Linked DNA regions of Mus musculus: region 2 is linked to region 1. The links are chromatin loops, found by intact Hi-C in ENCODE. Cell type or tissue: heart. All regions are shown on one strand. Links, peaks and the distances in the headings refer to the core of each region. The heading gives the core; the rest is flanking DNA.

Evidence for each region. A loop is a pair of places that touch in the nucleus more often than their neighbours do. Peaks named below come from ENCODE experiments on the same cell type or tissue, not always from the same donor. Only the 100,000 strongest peaks of a DNase experiment are listed, where the experiment ranks them.
Region 2: a loop joins it to region 1, with 2.1 times the contacts of the local background. A loop is called at or near these places in 16 of 42 quality-filtered maps.

The regions. Positions count from the first base shown.
Region 1 is chr8:13,204,650-13,213,068 of GRCm38, forward strand. No RefSeq gene overlaps it. Among named protein-coding and RNA genes, the nearest start is that of 2810030D12Rik, 8.1 kb to the left of the region's middle. In heart, for the core only: a CTCF peak has its summit at 4,140 (motif pointing left); DNase peaks (open chromatin) are centred at 4,224, 4,512 and 5,312; H3K4me3 peaks cover 204 bases; H3K27ac peaks cover 4,464 bases.
Region 2 is chr8:13,146,062-13,154,480 of GRCm38, forward strand. It overlaps Cul4a (cullin 4A), which reads left to right. Exons shown (of 20, transcript NM_146207.3): 20 at 471-1,879. The coding sequence ends at 566. Among named protein-coding and RNA genes, the nearest start is that of Lamp1, 8.9 kb to the right of the region's middle. In heart, for the core only: a CTCF peak has its summit at 3,431 (motif pointing right); no DNase peak of the experiment used is centred there.

The DNA.
Region 1 (8,419 bases), core at 1,644-6,643:
TGGCTCCTCAGCTATGGGTGGAGACATGATTCCTTCTTCCCTCCTCAGCTAATTATTTTTATTAAAAGAATGATTCGTTGGACTTCATCTATCCCCCGTTAGCTTGAAAGCAGATGGATAATGAACATCCCTGATTTGTGCTGAAAGAAACAGCTCCTTGCCTAGTACTTTGGATGCAACTGACCATAGCTCATGTGACAAGCCAGACGTAGGCCCTCCAGCCCTGCCCTCTGCTTCAAAAAGCTTACGCAGGTGTCTTTGCTGATCCACGTGGCTCTGTCCCTCGCCTTTACCCTACTCTGAGCAGGGCCCCTCTGGGCAGCAAGTTCTCTCGACAACCCTTCATCCAGTGCCACACCCGCTTTTCTGATTCTGACAGAAAAGCTTTCTGTCCCTCCCGTGACCTGTGACCTTACAGCCAGGATGGTCAGGGCTCTCACACACTGCTCTTTTCTCAGGTATAAGTTTACCACTTACTGCCAACCACTCTCAGTCCTCAGCTTCTGTGCCTTTGGCAGGCTCTTGAGCAATCTCACAAGAGAAGAACATAAAGTCTGCACGCGGCTTTAAAGACCTTCCAACTGACGGGGGCTAAGGCCAGCAGCAGGACAGCCCAGTGGTAGAACATTTGCCTTTGACCCTCAGCACTAGGACAGACAGACAGACAGACAGACAGACAAAAGCTAACATGAAACCCTTCCGCTAAATAAAAAGGAGAAGAATTATAACATCTGCTGTGGCTGGATGATCCTCTGGGGAGACTTTTGTTTGTGTTTGAAATTTTCCATCCTTCCTCTTGGAAGCTTCCACTGGCTTCCACCCCAGCCCTGTGCCCTGGGCAGCTTCCTAATGTAGAAGTGAGGCAGGACGCACGCCACCTGTCCAGATGCTGCGGTCCTGAGGACCAGGTCACAGTGCACACTTTTCTCTGCAAAGGGCTCAGGAGAGTTACTGCTTCCGTGTCCAGGCAGTGGGGCAGTGCAGAGCCATGAATAGTGATGAATGGATCAGCTTAGAGGGGGACCCCAGTGACCCCAGAAAATGTTCAGATTGTGCATGTCTTTAATACCAGCACTTACGAGTCCTGAGGTAAGTCTATGAGTTCTGGGCCAGTTTGGTCTATTGGTCTACATACTGAGTTCCAGCCAGGGCTACAGAGTGAGACCTTGTCTCAAAAACAAAAGAAAACAAACAAGCAAAACCCTGAATCTTCAGATCCTCTCCTTCAGAACTTCCCAGGTCCTACTTAGCACTTTGGGTGAGGCCTACACAGGGCCTAAGTAGGGGTCTAAATAGGGGCCATCTAGGCTACCACTTCACCCTAGCCTCAGGGTCTTAGGAAGGACTGGCTTAGCTCAGCCAGACCTGTGAGAGTGACTTCAACAGGTCACTTGACTTACAGGAGAAAGCAGGGTGGCAGCATGACCAACCTCAGGTCCCCATGCCTTTGAGCTGGCGACTTCATCCCTGTGAGATCCTGAAGTCTGGGGCTGGAGAGATGGCTCAGGGGTTAAGAGCACTGAAAGAGGCACTGACTGCTCTTCCAAAGGTCCTGAGTTCAAATCCCAGCAACCACATGGTGGCTCACAACCATCCATAATGAGATCTGACAAGCCCTCTTGTTGTGTCTGAAGACAGTTACAGTGTACTTACATATAATAAATAATTCTATAAAAAAAAAGAGAGAGAGATCCTGAAGTCACCGAATGTAGAGTCACCTGAGCAGATGCAAAAGGCACTCCCAGCGCCTGGCAGCCCATCCCCTGAGATTGTATCCAAGGGAACTTTAAAGAAAGCAAACAGGTTTAGGGTGGTGAATGGGTGGGGCTTGGGGAAGCTGGGTGGGTCCAGACCTGCCAGTTCCCTGAATGGATCTCCGAAGGGTCATCATGAAGCTGGGGACTGGCTCCAAATGCAGCTTGTAAAACAGAGTGTGTGTTAGTCATATAAAATAATGGGTTTCCTTCTGACATCACCGTGCACGTGCTTTATAACCTACTGGCCCAGAGCTGACCCCCATCCTTGTAGGCAGAGCCTACTCCCATCAGCCTCTTGTGGCCTGATTATCTCTGTGGGGAGGTTAGCAAGTAGGAGACAAGCATCTGTCCCTTTTAAGGACACCACACTGTTTTTTACCATATTCTTCCCTGGGTGGAATTGCCTTGACAGCATTCTGAAGGCCCTTGAGAGAGATTAGAGATGAAAGTCTCTGAAGCTGCTAATCCCATGATTTGGGAGGCAGAGGCAGGGGAATTACTAGTTTGAGAGGAGTATGAGTAAGATTTTGTCTGGGGATTGGGAGAAGAGGAGTGGAAGGGGGAAGGAGGAGGAAGAAGGAAGGAGAGAGAAGAGGGGGAGGGGAGGGGAGAGGGGGAGGGGAAGGAGGCAGGGGTGGGGAGAGGAGTAGGAAAAGAAAAAGCTAGGCAGACAACCTATTGACAATTCCCTGGGGGACAGAAGACCTCTCTGGTTCAGAGTTTGGGTCACTGTGGTTCTCCACCTCTGGACAGCATGACCAGACAGAACACAGCCCTGTCATGGAAAGCCAAAGGAAAAGCACATTTCCCTAGCAGTCCTGTGGAAGGACTGTCATCCAGATATTCCCACCACACACCCTGCCTCTCCTCCCATGGCTTCAGGATAACGAGATGATATTGTTTCTTTTTTCTTTTTGACTTCTACATTTCATGTAAATGTATGCCTATCTCAATTAGGTTTTGACAGTTCTTGGGGAATATGCACGAAATTTCCCAGAAAGGAGTTGCTTTTTCAAGTTGAACCTTCTGCGAGGAGACTGATCAACCAATGTGGAGAGGTTGGAATGTTGCAAGTTCAGAGCCAACTTATCTCAGGCCATCTTTAATCTCTCCTGACAGTCCTCGAAGCTATGTGACAGAGGTGGAGCACCTGGAATGCATAGAGAACCAGGTTCCCTTTGGAAAATATTCACTCGCTTCCACCAGCCCAAACCCGAAGGTACCATCAGTACGTGAGGCCTACAACAGGGTTCTCTGTTTTCCTGTAGCCAGCCTCTCTGATGCTCCCAACAATGTATTTGAAAAGCACCTTGATTCATTTTTATTTATTTATGACTTTATTCCATTACTAGAGAAACTTCGTAAAACTGCTTCCACACTGTTAACCCAGAATTTAGGGGAAACTAACTCTCTCTGGGTTCCATGGTCACGGCCATGGTCACTCACATTTATCTCCAAAATAAACGTCTCTTATCTTCTCTGAGAGAGGGAGAGAGAGAGAGAAAGTGTTATGGTTTTGATTTGATAGGAGTTTGAGGCCAGCCTGGGTTTGAGACATGAGGTCCTGTCTCAAAATAAAGAGAAATAATAAAAATTAAAACAGAGCCAGCAAGTAGGCTCAGGAGGTTAAAAAACCAAATGTTCACATAACCTCATGGCCTGAGCCCCATCCCCAGAGCCCGTGTAAATAAGCCAGATACAATGGCTGACATCTGTAACCCCAGCAGCTCTATGTCAAGACGAAAGATGGAGACAGAAGCTCTTGGGCCAGCTTACCTGGAGCACACTACATGCCAGAAACAAGAAGGGAAACCCTGCCCCAAAACCAGTGGAAGAAGAGAATCGACTCTTGAAAGTGGTCCTCTGACCTTCACACACACAGTGTGGCACTCATACACCCACACTCACACGAGCACACACATGTGCACACACAGTGATAATAAAATGTTAAAATAGACCAGTATAGCTAGTCATGGCGGCTCATGACTAGATCACGTATAGATCAGGTATAGCTAGTCATGCCTGGACTAGGGATGCTGAGGCAGAAGGATTATGAATTTGAGGCCAGCCTGGGCTATATAGGAGTTCATGGCCAACCTGGGCCACCTAGTGAGACTATATCTTGAAGAAGAGGAGGGGCTGGCTCAGTGGTTAAGAGCACCAACTGCTCTTTCAGAGGTCCTGAGTTCAATTCCCAGCAACCACATGGTGGCTCACAACCATCTATAATGGGATCTGATGCCTTCTTCTGGTTCTGGTGTGTTTGAAAATAGCTACAGTATACTCATGTACATAAAATAAATAATTCAGAGAGAGAGAGAGAGAGAGAGAATTGAAGGAGCAGGGTACAGGCTTTGACTGCCACCTTCTGGGTGTGAGCAGCCAGCCTTGGCAGTGTCTGTTTAGACACAGGAACAGTGGGACCATCTAGGGACAACAGTGCCTCTGGCTTTCTTGCCCTGCTGCAGAACAGTGACTAAGCACATTTGGAGACTGTGGTCCCTGTAAGGAAATGCTACTTCTGAGATACCTAAATATGAAAACTAATAGGTTGCAGTATTTATCAGCCTTGGAAATGAGACACTGAGAAAGGCTTGGTCCAGCTTCCAGGGTTGGGTCTATGTCTTGGTGGGTTTAACGGAATCCTGGGTGGTGTCAGGCCTCCGGAAAATGCAGAATTGTCAGCCTCACCCTGTTCCTTGAAGAAGTCACCTGCTCCTCCCCACAGGGAACATCTGTGCCAAGAGGCTCCTCCCCCATGGAGAATGCGACTCTCCCTGCCTCTCCCCTGTCAGCTGGCCAGAGCAGCCTGGAGAGCATCCGTCAGCTTGCCAGCTGCACGCCTGCCCTTCTTTCTCAATCTAGCTTAAGTTTAATTTAATATTTTTGATTTGCATAGAAAGTAACAGGTGCCCTCGTGACATTTTTCAAACATGCTTGCTTTTGGTTGACCAACCTCTCCCCCTGCTCCTGCCCATCTCCCTGATTTGGGTTTATTTCTTTGTTTTACATTCATTTGTGTTATTATTTATTGTGTGCCTGTGTGCACATATACATGCACAGGTGCACATGCATGTTCTTGCACACACACATGTGGAAGTCAGAGGGCAGCTCCCTGGAGACAGTTCTCTTATCCAACAATCTCTTCCACAGTGTGGGGTTCAGGTATTGAACTCAGATAGTCAGACTACATAGCCCTGGCTGGTTTCACACTTCTGGTGATTCTCCGGCTTCAGACTCTTGGATGCTGGGATTACAAGCATGCACCTATAGCAAGCCATGCCCTCCCTGTGCATTAGCATCTGGTACATAATCTTGGGGACTGGTGTGTCGTAAACACACACGTCAAGCACAGCGGGCAGCTTGGCCATTTGTCAAGTAGCAGCCTGGTGTCTTTGTGGCGTAGACTGGAGGTGGCACTGGGAAGCCAGGGACTAACCCTGAATGAAGCTGACTTAATTAGGGTTCTTGTTCTTGATGTAAGGTCAAAGCAAGAAGCTCAGATGCCCATAAAGGGTGGCCTGCACTCCAGTGGGGACTAACCTCACAAGTTCTGAGCACTGGGACTCTGGCCTGTTTATTTTTAGAAGCTGTTGACATTTATCAACAGCCAGTTCCACCCCTGCCACTCCTTAAGCCAAAGCCTTACTTACAGCTGTCTGAAAGCATAGGCAAAAGACAGTGTTGGCTCCCAGCCTCTCCCACCCCTACTGAATCCTGTCCACCAATGTCAGGGCTGCACTGTGTTTTGTTTGTTTGTTTGTTTTTATTTTTATTAATTTTTAAATATTATTTTTTTCCATTTTTTATTAGGTATTTAGCTCATTTACATTTCCAATGCTATACCAAAAGTCCCCCATACCCACCCACCCCCACTCCCCTACCCACCCACTCCCTCTTTTTGGCCCTGGCGTTCCCCTGTAGTGGGGCATATAAAGTTTGCGTGTCCAATGGGCCTCTCTTTCCAGTGATGGCCGACTAGGCCATCTTTTGATACATATGCAGCTAGAGTTAAGAGCTCCGGGGTACTGGTTATTTAAATATTATTTATTTATTTATTATTATTTATATGCGTACACTATAGCTGACTTTAGATACACCCCAGAGCTTGAGCTATGAGCCACTCCACATGGGTGCTGGGATTCCACCTCCAGCCCGGTTGACTGAGCAGTCCTTTAGCGGCTGATCCATCTTCCCAGCCCATACCCTCTTAAAGCTGGCAGAGTACAAACAACAGCTTTGGGATCGTCCTGAGTGTGGACTAAAGACTGGCTCAATAGCTGCGCATCCATCCCCACCATCCCCTTCTTCCCACAGCACAGCTCGGCTTCCTGCTCTGCACAGGCACTGCCACTCCTGTGTGCTGTCTGTCCATCCAGATGCCTCACCTGATAGAACCCTGCTCACTTTCCTCTGTGTTTTTTTATTTCCTTCATCTTCTGTCATCAAGGGTGATGGGAGTGTAGGTCCCAGGGTGTGAACATGGTTTTGTTACTTTTTGTTTCAGCGTGGACACAGTTTTGTTACTTTTGTCTCAGGCGCTTCACCAGATGCACTCGGGCTGTTCCATTTCTTCTGAGTTATTGGCTAAGTTCCCACTTGGTAGGTCAGGGTCTGCAGAAGAAAGCTCCACCACAGAAGACTGCGAGGAGCGTCCGCAAGGGGCTCAGCGACTCGGAAGAGCTCTGAGTATGCAAATAGAACACTTTGATTTTCTTCTGTCAGAGTCATCGAAAAGACGAGCATACTTTCGTATTTAATTTTTTTTCTTCTATGTATTTATTTGTTGATTTGTTTTGGGGGGCACCGAACACAATGGTGCAGAGGTGGAGGAACAACTTTCAGGGGTCAGTTCTCTCCTTTTGCGGGAGCAGAAGATAAACATCATCCCTAGAAGGCAGAGAGATATGGGAAAGGTCACAGAGAGAGAATCATGGTGGCAAACGGGTTCTCCCGACCTGAGACCAAAAAAAAAAAAAAAAAAAAAGGCCTGGGGATGCTATGGGGGTGTTGGGGGGGGGGATCCTTCCAGCGCTCCCGTTCCCGTTCAAGCTGGTCAGATATGTACAAGGCCTGTCCTAAGCATGCTTACCCAAAGTGTGGGCATATATACTCCCCTTTCTTTGTTTAAACGGAACAGCCCACTATCAGGGGAGGGGAATTTGCCCTGTGCTACCAAAACAACAGAACAATTTAAAAGACCTAGGTTGGCCCAGGGAATTTAGCTATCAGTGTCCTCTCTGTTTTGCAGAGAGTCTTTCTCTCTGTACTTTACTCTCTGACTCTCTCTGTTTCTCTCTCTCTGCCTCTGTCTCTCTGTTTCTAATTCTCTCTCTGTGTGTTATTTGTGTTTTTGTGTACCTATGTGTGTGTGCATTCTTCGCTTGTAATAAATTTTGTCAGCCGGGTGTGGTGGCGCAAGCCTTCAATCTCAGCACTCGGGAGGCAGAGGCAGGCGGATTTCTGAGTTCGAGGCCAGCCTGGTCTACAAAGTGAGTTCCAGGACAGCCAGCGCTATACAGAGAAACCCTGTCTCGGAAAAACAAAAACAAAAACAAACAAACAAACAAAAAACAATAAATAAATAAATAAATAAATTTTGTTGCCTGTTGCTGCTGCTGTGTTTGAGACTTTATTTTTCTGTTTTTAAAAAAGGATTTATTTATTTATTTGAGCACACTGTAGCTATTTTCAGACACACCAGAAGACGGCAACAGCTTCCATTACAGATGGTTGTGAGCCACCATGTGGTTGCTGGGAATTGAACTCAGGACCTCTGGAAGAGCAGTCAGTGCTCTTAACTGCTGAGCCATCTCTCCAGCCCTCTTTATTTTTCTTTTATGAGTGTTTTGATGCATATACATGCACCACAAGCATGAAGTACCAAAGGAGGCCAGAGGAATGCATCGGCACCCCTGGGAATGGAGTTACAGACAGTTGTAAGGCACTATATGCTGGGAACTGAGCCCAGGTCCTCTACAAGAGCAGCAAATGCTCTTGACCACAGAACTGTGTCTTAAGTACCATGCCTTTTAATTCTGGTAAATCCTCACATTCTCCTAGCAACATAGAAATATGACCTATATACAATAAAACTCACCCACTTGATGTTTCCAGTTTTCAGTGGCTCTGCTGTGTGAGCCTCAGAACAGTGTATCTTTCAATGCCCAGATGGCTGCATGACCCTAAACTCTTCCTCGTGGATGGTCGTCACACAGAGGCTTTTCAAGGGCAGAGGTGAGCATCAGCGTCCTATCCACCGGGTGCTGCGGGTGCTGTTGTTTCTGCTATCATTGAGGCTGTGCTGGGCATTACTGAGGCTGTTGGAGTACCATGGACATCGGGTCTGCACCTCAGCAGGTCCATGTTTGCTTTACTCTTCTGTCCCTTTAATCTCGTATCTCCTCAGTTCTTTGATTATTGGTGCTTTGTGGAAGTGCATGCGTGCGTGCGTGCGTGCGTGCGTGTGTGTGTGTGTGTGTGTGTGTGTGTGTGTTGTGCATTTCTTGTAGCTTCTTGCTGTGAATGGACCCATGTCTTCCTTACACATAGGAATGTTTGTCCCATAAGGCAAACTCTGCCTCTTCTCTTTTTTGTTTTGTTGCGGGCGGGGGGCGGGGGCGGGGGCGGGGGGCGGGGGGCGGGGGCGGGGGGCGGGGCGG
Region 2 (8,419 bases), core at 1,311-6,310, 59 kb before region 1:
CAACCTGGGCTACTTAGTGAGTTCATGGACAATAGCTCAGACTCTGAGCAGGAGCAGCACGAGGGCCCTGAGGGTAAGGCAGGTAAGGCACCTGATAGCAAAGCCTGATAGCCCAAGCTCAGTCACTGAGACCCAGAGGAGGAAGGAGGGAACCAAGTCCTACGGTTGGTCTATGCCATGTGCCCACGCTCTTACACACAAAAGGAAGAGTATGAATATATAATAGCAGCAAAGTAAGAATGCCCCAGCAAAGCATGATCAGATTTTCCTTCTAAATATGTGAGAGCATGCAACATAGAGTCTGTTTGCATGCTCATGTGAGGAGAAGCCAGGGGTTGTGTGTGTGTGTGTGTGTGTGTACACGTCTGTTGTAGCATTGCATATTTTTGTTACATGTTCCATACAGAATGTTGGGTCTGTGTTTCTAGGTTCAGTGCCCTATCCTAAAATGTCTGATTTCTCTTTTCTAGCCTGGAGATTTGAAAAAAAGGATTGAGTCACTTATAGACAGAGACTATATGGAACGAGACAAAGACAGTCCAAATCAGTACCACTACGTGGCATGACGCACCAGCTGACTGTCGTCTCCCAGTGAGACACACACACGAAGCACCTGAGAGTGAAGCTGCTGTGCCGTCTCCAGGTCCCTGCAGCTGCCCCGACTGTGGACGCTTGGATTCGGAGCAGAGGATGTGGTTCTTGGCTCATCCTTCCCAGGGCGCAAGGGCTTTGAGATGACACCCATCTTCCCTCCCTGCTTCTTCCCCTACTTCTTTATTGTTTCTGTTACTCTCTAACTTCGCATTGAGAAGTTCCTTCACAAGCTCTCGTTCCTCTGGCAGAAAGCCACGGGCTTGGTTTGTTGTGTGTGTGATTGTGGGACACAGTGGAATTACCCTAGCTGCTGTGTTCTTCCCCTCATGAAGACTCAGAGAGAAAGAGAGAGCCCTGGGCTGGGGCACTGGGGAGAAACTGTCCAGGCTGCCACTCGGATCTCTGCACCCTGAGCATTGGCCTCTCTTCTGTGTATTTTCAGAAAGTTGGAAACTTTGGCTTCTGTAAATCAGGTTTCTAAATGAGGTCCCTGATGTGCCAAGAGGACATCATGTCTGTCATGAGACACAGCTCACCCAGAGGGCTGCTTGTCGTTTGTTGAGGGGCTTGGGGGTTTCATGTTTGTTTCCATGCTGGTTGAGTGTGGAGGTCCTGGTTTTGGCTTTGGGGTGACTGCTGTTTGACTGTTGAAGTTGCAGTTTGTGTGATTACCATAATAAAATCGGGCCTGGTTTTATAGTCTTGCACAGAGACCGTCTTGGATCTCTGCCCTGGCACTATATGGAGTTTAGTTATGTTTGTCAAAAGGCAAAGGAATTGTTGGTTCCTGGAGACATACTGTGTGTACAGGTGGGTTGGGCAGCGAGAACGAGGCTCCATAGTGGTGTTGGCATGGTGATGATGACAGACACTTTTGCAACATTTAAAAGTACTTTATATTTTACAAAGTAGCATGTTTCATTTTGATTAAAAGCTACCAAAGGAATTTTGATCATGTATAAGTGTTTAAAGCAATATTTTCTGGAATATACCAAGTTTATATAACTCGATTTTATGCTAAATTATTAAAGGATTCTCCCTTTTTGAAACATGCATGTTTAAGATACAACATCTTTTTGGGCCCCCATATTAAAACCCTTTCTCTTTAAGTATCATTTCTATATTTGTACATTTTCATTTATGAGTTCTATGATGTGGTCTCTGAAAGACCAAATAGATTTCTATTTCTACTTCTTATTTTTAAGTTCATTGTGTCTACAAATTGTTAATATTGTAATTTAATGTAGACTTACTTTGAATAAAACTAGTTTAATTGGCCTTTAAATTACTTTACTAATACATTGGCTATGTAGATGACACTCTCCTCCTGACGGCTCAGCAGCTTTTGACAGGTAGCAAATCAGACAAAAGAAAGGAACCCGGTCACCCTCACAGGACTGCCCCTTCTCTTTCCTCCACTACAGGCACAAGTTAAGTGAGCCATCAGCCAATCGTAAGGACCTTTCACTCTCCTCGTTTCTGCCCAGTCTCTCACTCACCAACATTGTTCAGAGTCTTCTCAGAGTGAAAGTTAATGTGGAACAACACAGAGAAAATAATGGCAAACAAAAAGGGCAGCTAGACACAGAAGCTTTAAGGTTGGAATTGAGGGAACTTTTGCCTAGAAAACCTAAGAGAGACAAATGAAAAGTGACACAAAATTAGCAGAAGTCTGGTGGCCTTCCCACAATGTAGACTGTGACAAAAGGCTGTATTTCAGCAGCAGCATAAGAAAAGATGAAATACCCAGTGACGAGCAATTCTTACGAGGATTCCCCTGAATATGTGAATTATGTAGCCAGGTCATTTAGTAAAATTGTCTTAAGTAGTTAAATTAAAAAAAAAAAAAATGGAGGGGTGGTGCTAAGGATGTAACTCAGTGGAAGAGCTATTGCCCAGCAAGCTCTTAGGAAGGCCCATAGTTATGTCCAGCCCTCAAAAAAGAAGATACAAATTGTCTCTCACTTCAAAATACAGATAAGGTGCCAGCAAGATGACTCAGTGGGTCAGGGCCCTTGGAACCAACTCTGGTAACCTGAATTCAGTCCCAGAAATTCACATGATGGAAGAAGATAACCAACTCCAGCAGGCTGCCTCTGACCTCCGCAAGCACAAAATAAGTGTAAGATTTCTTTAAACTAAAAACTCAAGCAGCTGGGCACATCTGTAAGGGGTTTTTAGTTCACTGAATCGTTTGAGGTAGGAAGACTCATCTTAAATCTAGATCGTTTGAAGTGGGCGGACCCACCCTAAATCTGGCGCCACCGTCTAGCAACAGCCTATAAAAAGGCAATGGGAAAAGGGCACTTCTTTTTACCTGCTTACTCTCATTCTCACTGTAACTTCATAGATCCTGCTGCTGAGGCACCCTTCACTGCTATTAGAGCCTACTGGAGGATTCCTACAGAGTGAAGTAGTGCAGACTAGCTGAGCCATCCAGCCCCGTGGACTGAACACTTTCTGAACTTCCTGTCAAGGAAACACCTACTGTTGGACCAGCTTGACTCCAGAGCCTGTAAACCACTCTATCTGTTCTATTCTTGTAGCGCCTAGAGAAAACCCTGGCTAATACAGGCTGCATGTATGTCTGTGTACCAAGTGTTTGCCTAGGGCCTGTGAAAGTCAGAAATGGGAGTTGGATCCCCTGGGACTGGAATAACATGGTCATAAGCTATCATGTGGGTGTTGAGGCTGTCTTCTGGAAGAGCCGCCAGTTTTCTTTTGTTTGAAGCGATCTCTCTACCCCAGATTTATTTTTATTTTATGTGTATGTCTTTCCCTGCATATATTGCATCTACATCCTGTGCATTCAGTGCCCACAGTGGCCTGAGGAGGGCATCAGATCCTTTGGAATCAGAGTTAAAGGTGTAGACACTGGGAACCAAACCTGGGTCCTCTACTGAGCCCTCAGTCACTGGGTCACCTCTCCCAATGTTTATTCTACTGATAAATTTAGATAAGATTCACTTTTGTAGAGTAGAATTAATGTTGAATGGCATTTTGTTTTGTTTTGTTCTGTGTCTGAGAGTGAAGGAGAAAGGATCTTATGTAGCCCAGTGTTGTGTCTGGCCAGCGGTTCACATGTCTGAGTTCTGTTCTGGACAGGCATTTTGGAATCTGGAAGAGAAGAGGGAGCTAGGCAGCGCGAGAGAAATATGAAACCAAGACAGTTATTCTGATCAAGGTTCAATTTTAATGTCAGCAAACATGCTTTATAAAGAAGAGGGGAGGCCCATCTCTAGGCGTGCAAAGTTTCTTTGAAGTAGATAGGTCAGCCTTTTAGTGGGAACTCACGAAGATCACAGTTCCGTGCTAACTCCGGAAAATCTTGGAAGAGAACCTGTTAGGCCTCAGGCAGGTTGGGCCTGGGCAGGTAGTGGCACATCAAAGGAGCAGCACAGCAGGTGGCTCAGCTTAAGCGGCAGATGGTCACAGCCAGCCTTGCTAGGCTAGAAGGAGGTAACAGCCCAGGCTAGCTTCAAACTCACCTTGAAGCTGAGGATGACCTGGAGGTCCTGATGTGAAGTTTTAGAAATGTGCTGCTACATCCCTGGTCTGTTGGTTCTGTTTGATTTTATGGTGCTGGGATAGAACCCAGGGTATGTGCTCTACCATGGAGCCCATCCTAGGCCAGCAGCTTTTCACTTGTATGTCCTTTATACATATGTCTTATGTGTTTACCATGCAAGTGAAGAGAACTTAGGGGAGAGGAGAGGGGAAAGGAGGGGAGGGAAGGGGAGGGGAGGAGTAATATGTAAATTATTCATACACATAAATTTAAAAAGACATGGAACAATTTTGTTTGAAGGATTAAAATCCCTATCTGGGCTGGTGAGATGGCTCAGCGGGTAAGAGCACTGACTGCTCTTCCAAAGGTCATGAGTTCAAATCCCAGCAACCACATGGTGGCTCACAACCACCCATAATGAGATCTGACGCCCTCTTCTGGTGTGTTTTGACGACAGCTACAGTGTACTTATGTATAATAATAAATAAATCTTAAAAAACAAAACAAGACCAAAAAAAAAAAAAAAAGAAAGAAAGAAAAAAGAAAAAAAAATCCCTATCCACTAGGAAAACAGACCAGCAGCACACTAGATGAATGAGTTCTGCACTCAAAGGGTAGATGAGTGGAATGATCATCCGGACTGAGGCTCATACAGAGGTGATGCCAGTGGTGGGAGGTGGAAGGGAGGTCCAGGTCATCATGGAGAAGGATTGGGTTGAGGTGGGAAGGAAGGCACTGGTCACACGAGTGACTGTGGACTCGTACTGCTGTGAGTGAGAAGTAGGGCATGAGTGATGAGTGAGCAGGGACCCAGTGCTGGAGAATGTGGCTACTGGCAGCCACACTGTCCAGGGAGACAAGATCCAGGAAGAGATCAGAGAGCTGAGAGAACAGAACACACTGCTTGGAGAGAAATGAGCCCTGTGACCCTGGCTTCTGTGGGACAGGCCAGGAAAGCTCAATAGTGACAGGAGAGTGATGTATAAGGAACAGCTGACACCATAAGCAGGAACACAGGTTAGTGGGGAGAGCTGGGCTGAGGAGAGGCTGCTACTGGAGGGCGAGTGCAGAGGCCTGGTGAGCGTGTGACTGCTCTGGCACCCTTCTTTGCCATCCCCCCACACCTGCCCTCCTGTCTACCTCCCCTGTCCTTAGGCTTACCAGTTGATCATGATGAAAGTCACCTACATGGTGCCATGTCCACCGTTCTGGGTTCCTGTTGGCAGTCGGATAGTTCTTTCTTGCTTTTCTGCAAGGAAAGCACTTGGTTTCTTGGGAGACAGGAGAAGGCCATGGTGTATGCATGGAGTTTAGAAGGCCACTTAAGAATCATTTTCTCCTTTCTCCATGTGGGACCCAAAAGATAAATCAGCTTTGCCACTCCTTAGCCTTCTTCTGTTCAGAGTAGACCTTAGATTCTGGCTTTGGGTGGGCATCCCCTGGCCTGTGTACCACTTCAGGTGGTGGTCTTCAAGCACTGTCTACTTCTTTTGGAAAAAAGAAGGGGGGGGGGGGGGGTCAGGATCTTGCCAGTCAGGAGCTCAGCAAGTACACTGGTTCCCTCCTCCTCCCCAGCGCTATAATAGCAGCCATGTGCTATCCCAGGGCTTTCCTTGTTTGTGGTTTTGTGGATCAGACTCAAATTCTTGTACTTCCAGGGCAGACCCTTGACTGACTGAACAATCTTTTTTAATATTTATTTATTTATTATATGTAAGTACACTGTAGCTGTCCTCAGACACTCCAGACAAATGCATCCGATCTCATTACAGATGGTTGTGAGTCACCATATGGTTGCTGGGATTTGAACTCAGGACCTTCAGAAGAGCAGTCAGGGGCTGGTGAGATGGCTCAGGGGGTAAGAGCACCCGCCTGCTCTTCCAAAGGTCCGAAGTTCAAATCCCAGCAACCACATGGTGGCTCACAACCACCTCTAACAGAGATCTGATGCCCTCTTCTGGTGCGTCTGAAGACAGCTACAGTGTACTTACATATAATAAATAAATAAATCTTTAAAAAAAAAAAAAAAAAAAAAAAAAGAAGAGCAGTCAGTGCTCTTAACCGCTGAGCCATCTCTCCAGCCCCCTGACTGGACAAACTTACCACCGCTTTACAAACCTTTAAATAATAAAGTGTGATATATAACAATCAACCACTCCCGCTCCAGAGCCTGGAACTTTCCCTAGTCCTTCTGCCCAAGCACTAACCAAAGGGGGCCTTACTTCTGGCTCTTCCTTGAACACTCAAAGGTCATCTTAGCGCTACCTCTCCACCTGTCTAACTCAGGTGTCGTCCCTCCCTGCTTGTAGTCCTATGCCACCTGTGCTGGTGTGACCAGGAGACTGAGCTCAGGACGAGGCCCTTCTCTACGTTAGGACTCAGAAAGGCAGGCGGGCCCCAGGTGCTCCTGGGATGTACGTTCTGGTGGTGCTTCATGAAAGACTTATCTGAGAAGGAAGGGACATGATCGATTTAAGGGGATAATTATTCTTCCATCCATCCATCGCTGTAACATGCCCTCCGGTGAATCAGCGTTTTTTGTTGGAAGTTAGGTTCCTGACCTGCTGCTGATCTCCAGGCCCTCCTGAATTACTGCTGAAGGGAGGCCACGATAGTGTCTCATGTTTTGAGTAGCATAGGTCTCCACTCAAAACCAGTCCCTAAAATCACTTAGGGAATGGATGAAGTTAGGGACTGGATATAACCCATTTCCACCATGAAGAACCAGAGATCTAGTTCCAAAGTTGTTGAGAGGGGTCAGCGTCAGGACTGGAGTCAGCCACCCTCATATGTTCCTTGGTGGGAGGAGGGGGGAATCTTGGCCTCTGGCCAAGAGAGCTGAAGCCAATTCCCAACTTCTGGCCAAGGACTAGGATGAGACTCTTTCCTTTCAGGATCCCCATCCCTAAAATCTACCTGACCAGTTAATATTTCATGTTGCAATCTGGGGCTCCACTTTCAAAAATCATTCTTTTTTTTTTTTTTTTTTTTTTTTTTATAGAATGCAAACTCAAGAGAAGTTTTTTTTTTAAGATTTATTTATTTATTATATGTAAGTACACTGTAGCTGTCTTCAGACACTCCAGAAGAGGGCGTCAGATCTTGTTACAGATGGTTGTGAGCCACCATGTGGTTGCTGGGATTTGAACTCCTGACCTTCGGAAGAGCAGTCGGGTGCTCTTACCCACTGAGCCATCTCACCAGCCCCAAAAATCATTCTTAATGCAGATTGTTACCCAAATGTCTATGTGTGGTGTCCTGTGCAGCAAACAGCACCTGTAGAGAAAGAATACAGAACTATATGGAAGAGCAGAAACCCACAAAGCAGGAAGTTTTAAGGAAGGAGTGGGAGGCATGGTGAGCTGGAAAAAGCCAGGACACTAACTCGGGTCCAACAAGTAGCAGCCCAGGTCTGAGGCCAAGACCAGGAGTGTCTCCAAGACGGTGAAGCAGCGCCGGAGACAACCTAATCCAGAGACAGGAAGGAGAGCGGGCAGTCATGTTCCTAGAGAAAATTGGGGTGAAAGAATGCTCATGTGTGGTGTGCGTGTGTGGTAGTTGTCTGCCTTAGGTGGCAGCTAGGTTCAGCAAAGCCAGGTGTACGGGAAGAGACCCTCCACTCCGGGGACTCTCAGGTGGCTACCAGTAAGGTAGCCAAGGCTACCTGCTGAGTTCCCTGGGGCAGCACTGGGCTGTGGAGATGGCTAAAGAGCCAGGGAAGACAAGTGTCCACAATGGCTAAGCACTGGGACTATGAAGTCAGACACTGGGAAGTTCTGGCTTAGCTGGGCAAATTGTCCCTGGGCAAATTGCTTAAGTTCTCAGAGCTTTTGATTTTCTTATTTTCCAGGCGGAGATAATAATCTTAAAAGCTATTTCCAGCACATACCACACACCAACTGAGTAAGTCACCATAGAAATATGAATCCTTCATTTAAAAACGCCGTTGAGGTTAGTTATCAACCTGGAACTCTCTCCACTGAAAATCCATTCCTGAATGAAGCAAGCTGGAAGAACCCAGAGGGCTTAGGAGCAAGGGGGCAAGTGCTCGCACACATAAAGTTAATACTTGTTCTTTAAGAACAAGGAGCTGGGGCTGGGAAGCGAGCCCCGGGGGAAAAGTGCTCGTTGTGAAAGCGAGGACTTGAGGTTGGATCCCAATACATAAAAGTCATGAGGAACTCCAGCACCAAAGAGGTCAGAGGCAGGCGGGTCCCTGGACTCTGGCACAGCTGAAAGCAGTGAGTTCCAGAATCAGTAAGACACTGTGTCTGGGAAAGTGAGGTGAAGAGGCAGACAACAGATATCAACCTCTTA